Linked DNA regions of Homo sapiens: region 2 is linked to region 1. The links are chromatin contacts, found by Hi-C in ENCODE. All regions are on one chromosome and are shown on one strand. Each heading gives the region's core, a stretch centred on a gene start or an enhancer-like site at or near the end of the contact. The rest is flanking DNA. Distances are from core to core; before and after follow the strand shown.

Region 1 (2,700 bases), core at 197-2,696:
CTGATATAGTAACCCAGACAAGAGATGAAGGTGGTTTGGGCCGAGTTAGAAGAAACATTGGTAATGGATGGATTTGAAATAGAATGAGGCCTATAGGTGGCAAGAAACTGAGTGTTTATTTGATCTTTACAAAGCTCTGACTGGAAAAACTTCCTGATACTGAACTAAAATTCATCTCGCGATCACTTGTATCTCTTGGGGACAAAAAGTCTTATTTCAGGTACAAGTGACAGCTCTTCAAATGTTTGAAAGTAACTACGTCTCCCAGTATCTCCAACGATCTCCTTAACCAATCCTCATAAAAATAAAGTTTTGATCGCCTTACCATTCAGATTACTGTCTTCTGCTCACCAGTTTGTTTACAATAAAATGCTTTCTTTGTGGGTCAAACACAGAGTAAGAAAATGAGAAAAGGGTATGTAAATAGGCAACGGAAAAAAGCACCAAGGCTCTGGACAGCTATATGCAAGTCAATCTGTAACGGGGAGCTTAAGTCTCCAATTGAAACTTGATCTCTGTAACTTACTCCATTGCAAATGTCACTACGTGAATCTACCTATGCAATGGTTTGCGCGTATGAAACCTGCTCCGCAGATCCATCCATTCTTTCTTGAATGTACAGTCAACAGACTGAGCACATAACCTCGAAAGGGTATAAGTAGGCTCTCAGTATAAAGGTATCTCCAGGGCGTCTTTAGGGTCTTCGCCGAACCCAAAAGTTCTCTGGGTGTTTTGAATGAACACCCTTGGATCGGACCCAGAAATGACCCACCTCAAACCTAATTTCGGGTTTCATTCTAAGGCGAATGGAGCTCGGCCACGTCCAGAAACACTTCTGTAGCAGTTAGGCTGCCCGATCAGGGGGGTTTGCCTTACTGTTCAATGGCACAGGGGCCCATCCCACCCCGGCCCCCTGCGGGCAAGAACTGGGGCTGGACGACCTCACACGGCCAAGAATGGGAGGCACAGAAAAAAGGTAAGCCCTTCTGGGGTCAGGGGAAGGCCCAGGAAGCCCCTCGGGTCCTGGCGCTGGGGTGTGATTGGGGAGGGATGCCGAGGCGGTCGACCCGGCTCGATTCCCTCAAGCCAGAGAAGCACGCAGTGACCTGATCAGACTCCCAGCCCCCCGGCCCGGGGGTGGGCCCTGGGCAGCAAGAAGCTGCCCAGGCCGGCGTTCCGCCGGGAGGCGCCCAGTCACCGGCCCTGACTCAGCTAAAAGCCGGCGCGGCGGCGGCTCCTCCCTCCAGGCGCTGGCTACGGGCCGCACTCACCGGCCGAGGTGATCATGGCTGCGCCCCTCACTCGCCCGTCGGCTCGCTCGCCGTTCCAGCTGCGCAGTGTATCTGTCAGCTCAGGGGCCGCTCAGTTCACCGCGCCTCCTTGCTCCCCGGGTGCGCTGCTCAGTCAGTCGCCTCCTCAGGCCGCCGGCTCGCTTCTCGCCAGGACCCCGCCCGCCCAGGGGCTGCCCGCCACCCCGCCTGCCGCCCGGCGCGAATTCTCCCCTGGCCTGCGTCTTCTGCGCGGCGGTATACTCCCCAGCCCTCGCGGAAGGGTACACAGAGAACACCATTGTTTTCTCTAAACCTCCTCGAGGTCAGGAGTCCCGCGCAACGGAACACTGGTCTGCACCTGAGGTCAGGCATTAGAATGGCCAGCCCTGCAAAGAGAGGACCCCCACCATCACCCGCCATTGCTGAGAGAAAGGGTGTTGAGGGGAGGTGCGAGCATTGCGCGCAGTGCCACCTACTGGTGGGAGGTCTCGCTGCAACACATCTCCCACCAGATAATGCTTAGGGAATTGGGGCTGCCGCAAACAGCGTTTTTTTTTGTTTTTTGTTTTTTTTCCCAGAAAAGTGGCTTTCAATTGTTTTCTAAAGCAAAACCTATCATAAAAAAAAGAAAATCCCCATAGAAGTGCTTTATTATCATAATGAATCCACAAGTAATCATTGGCTTATTATAAAGTTGAACAATGAAGGTTTTTACTTACTTTTGGAAAAATGTCCAGTGTTGTCAATATATTAAAATGTGCAGTAGTTATATGGCGAAAGCCTTTCCAAGGGAGAAAAAATGTCTTCCATTCTTTCCTTCTATCTGCCCAGGTCCTCTTTCCCCCGACGGCAGTGGGTTCTTCGTTTCTAATACATCTTCAGAAATTTGAAATGGCAGTTGCAATGGCCATTTGCAGTCTTATGCTAGCTTCAAGAAGTCAATTTATTTCAAGAGTCAGTACTGAGAAAGTCTTGACAAGGAATAGGGCAAACGGTAGCATTTTTTTCAGCCACCGGCCTTGCACTATCAAGCTAAACTCTTCAATCGCACAGCGATGGCGAGTTCATTTCTACGGCCTTCTACGTAACCTAGGGGCACAATCAATGTCTTGTGGTTGCCAGTGAATTAAATGTGCTTGATAACACATTTTGTTGTATCTGTGACTTTTTTTGTTTAAATTAGAATTCTTAAACTGTGGTTGTTTAAAATATATTAAATATAATTATTGAACATTTTTGAAGAGCCTGTGGCTCAGATTGAAAGGCAGGGCTCGAGAAGATGTGCATGCAAAGTAAACAGATTACTTGGGGTGTCATTCTACAGAGGTACTTCTTTTTTTTTTTTTTTGAGATGGAGTGTCCCTCTGCCACCCAGGCTGTAGGGCAATGGCGCGATCTCGGCTCACTGCAACCTCCGCCTCCTGGGTTC
Region 2 (2,700 bases), core at 105-2,604, 900 kb before region 1:
TACCAAAAAGACATATGCAGTTGTATGTTCACGGCTGAGCTATTCACAATAGCAAACACACGGAATCAACCTAGGTGACCATCAATGGTGGACTGGAAAAAAAAAATGTGGATGTACAGGATGGAATACTATGCAGCCACAAAAAAGGAAGATATCATGTCCTTTACAGCAGCACAGATGGAGCTGGAGGCCATAATCCTAAACGAATTAGCACAAGAACAGAAAACTAAACACCACACGTTCTCACTTATAAGTGGGAGCTAAACATTGAGCACACTTACAAGTGGGAGTAGAAACATTGAGCGCACATGGACATAAACATGGGAACAGTCGGCCGGGTGCGGTGGCTCACGCCTGTAATCCTAGCACTTTGGGAGGCCAAGGCGGGCGGATCACGAGGTCAAGAGATCGAGACCATCCTGACTAACATGGTGAAACCCCGTCTCTACTAAAAATACAAAAAAATTAGCCGGGCGGGGTGGCGGGCGCCTGTAGTCCCAGCTACTCGGGAGGCTGAGGCAGAAGAATGGCATGAACCCAGGAGGCGGAGCTTGCAGTGAGCCGAATCGCGCCACTGCACTCCAGCCTGGGCGACAGAATGAGACTCCGTCTCAAAAAAAAAAAAAAAAGGTAACGGTAGACACTGTAGACTACTGGAAGGAGGGGAGAGATGGGGGATGTGGGTTGAAAAACTACCTACTGGGTTCTATGCTCAATACCTGGGTGCAATATACCCATGTGACTAACCTGCATGCGTATCCCCCATATCTAAAAGTTTATTAAAAAAAAAAACTCTCTATGATCAATAAAGGAGATAAAGTGTATCACTGTGGAAAGCGCAAACGTCAAGGACATGTTATAATTAAGCGGCTGCCCTTCAAGATTCCCGAGGCTCCCCATCCCTGCCAGTCCTGAACATCTCGATCAAGACCCTAGAGAACGCGTCCACAGGTGACCCGAGCCTCGGGAGGCGTCCTCTCTACAGCAACAGGCTCTAATTCTGGTCTCGCTCCCCTCACGCCATCCTAGGCTACAAGGGCCCCGGCGCTATAAGCGCGGCCTGGGAGGCCGGGTCGGTCAGGAGCGGAGAGTGGGGAGCTGGGGACATTGAGGGAGATGCGGGACAGGGAAGACGCGTGGGCCGGGGAGCAACGCCAGAGGCGGAAGACGCTCGTCCCGGGCCGCCACCACAGGTGCCGGGCGAAGCGCCGCGGAGCCCCCCAGAGGCCAGACCCCGGGTCGGTCCCGAGGGGGTCGTGCAGCACTAGGCGGTGCAGGGGGCAGGCGAGTGAGGGCCTCACCGTTTCTCCCCGGAGGCCGGCGCCGCCGCAGTCCCGCAGTTGCTAAGGAGAATGCTCTTCCGGGTCACGGGCGCGGCGTTCTAGAGAGCGACGGTGGCCGGGCGAGGCCGAGAGCGAAGCGCGCGGGGTGTGTGCGCGGTGCAGGAGCTCGTAGTCGGCGGTTCAGCTGCGACAAGGGCGAAATGGCCAGGCCAGGGGCCGCCGCGCCTTCTCCGGCCTCGCTCGCGGGGACAACTGGCTGCAACGGTTGGCTCCCAGTGGGCGGCCTCTGAGACGCCTTGTGCCAGGCGCCGGCTGGCTCCGGGCCCCTCTTCCACCGGAAGGAGCCTTCCAGACCCGGCTCCTGAACCTCCAGGCTCTGCTCCACTGGGCCAGGTCTTGCACGGCAGACGCCGCCGGCCCCTTTCCTGTTACAAGGCTTTGCTCATTCTTTCATTTACTCACTGCTCATTTATTGGACAACTGCTTGGGGCGAGGTGCAGTGCTGGCACTGGGGATACAGAGATGGACAACCCCCGCATGGTCCCTGCCCTCAGGATGTGAGGCTGATGGCAGAGCAAGCAGATGACGTCCTGCACGTGGGGATGATCGAAGGAAAGGAGACTAGGGGAGCCTGCCCAAGGGGCCCACCCAGACACGGGTGGGGAGCAGCTGATGTTGGAGACGTCGACCTAGTATAAAGGGTTGGGAAGAGGGTTTCAGGTGAGAGAGGAAGCGCAGCCGAGAAAGCCCCCGACAGTTCAGCCCGCCCAGGGAAGCGTGTTGAGAGGAAACAATCGTTAAGTACGGGACCTAGGAAACACCAATATTGTAGATGTGAGCAAAGGAAAAGGAAATCCAAAGAGCAGCCAGAACGTTCGGGAGAGCACAAGAGGAAAGAATGCCAGTGAGGGGATGGCCGCCATTCTCAAGCTATGGAGATCAAGTGTCCATTGGTGACCATAGAAAAATCAAACTTCCCTTTGGGAGGCCGAGGCGGGCGGATCACCTGAGGTCGGGAGTTCGAGACCAGCCTGATCAACATGGAGAAACCCCGTCCCTATTAAAAATAATAAATTAGCCAGACGTGGTGGCACATGCCTGTAATCCCAGCTACTCAGGAGGCTGAGGCTGGTGAATCGCTTTAACCCCGGAGGCGGAGGTTGCAGTGAGCCGAGATCGCACCATTGCACTCCAGAAAAAAAAAAAGAGAGAGGGAAGGAAAGACGGGAGGGCAGGGCAGGGTAGGGATCAAACTTCGGGAATACAATGTGGACAGATGCTTGAACCACCGTATGCTCCATATTGAAAAAGGAAAAGAGATGCATTAAATTGTGCCTATATTTCTCTTTTTTTTTTTTTTTTTTTTTTTGAGACGGACTATCGCTCTGTCGCCCAGGCTGGAGTGCAATGGTGCGAT

What was found. Hi-C counts contacts between places; a loop is a spot of excess contacts on that map. Pooled maps may share reads with other maps.
Region 2: a map of CD8-positive, alpha-beta T cell shows a loop between it and region 1 (4-fold over the local background). The contact joins the promoter of DIS3L2 here to the promoter of PSMD1 in region 1. A Hi-C loop is called at or near these places in 2 of 168 maps with a recorded cell type or tissue (CD8-positive, alpha-beta T cell and naive thymus-derived CD4-positive, alpha-beta T cell) and 10 of 50 pooled maps.

Annotation. Positions count from the first base shown.
Region 1 is chr2:231,055,613-231,058,312 of GRCh38, reverse strand. It overlaps PSMD1 (proteasome 26S subunit, non-ATPase 1), which reads right to left and starts at 1,446. Exons shown (of 25, transcript NM_002807.4): 1 at 1,272-1,446. The coding sequence starts at 1,287. LOC112268432 (a long non-coding RNA gene) reads left to right here and starts at 567. Exons shown (of 2, transcript XR_002959456.2): 1 at 567-976. RefSeq lists a silencer at 1,356-1,545.
Region 2 is chr2:231,960,367-231,963,066 of GRCh38, reverse strand. It overlaps DIS3L2 (DIS3 like 3'-5' exoribonuclease 2), which reads right to left and starts at 1,354. Exons shown (of 21, transcript NM_152383.5): 1 at 1,302-1,354. RefSeq lists a silencer at 1,097-1,256 and an enhancer at 1,387-1,476.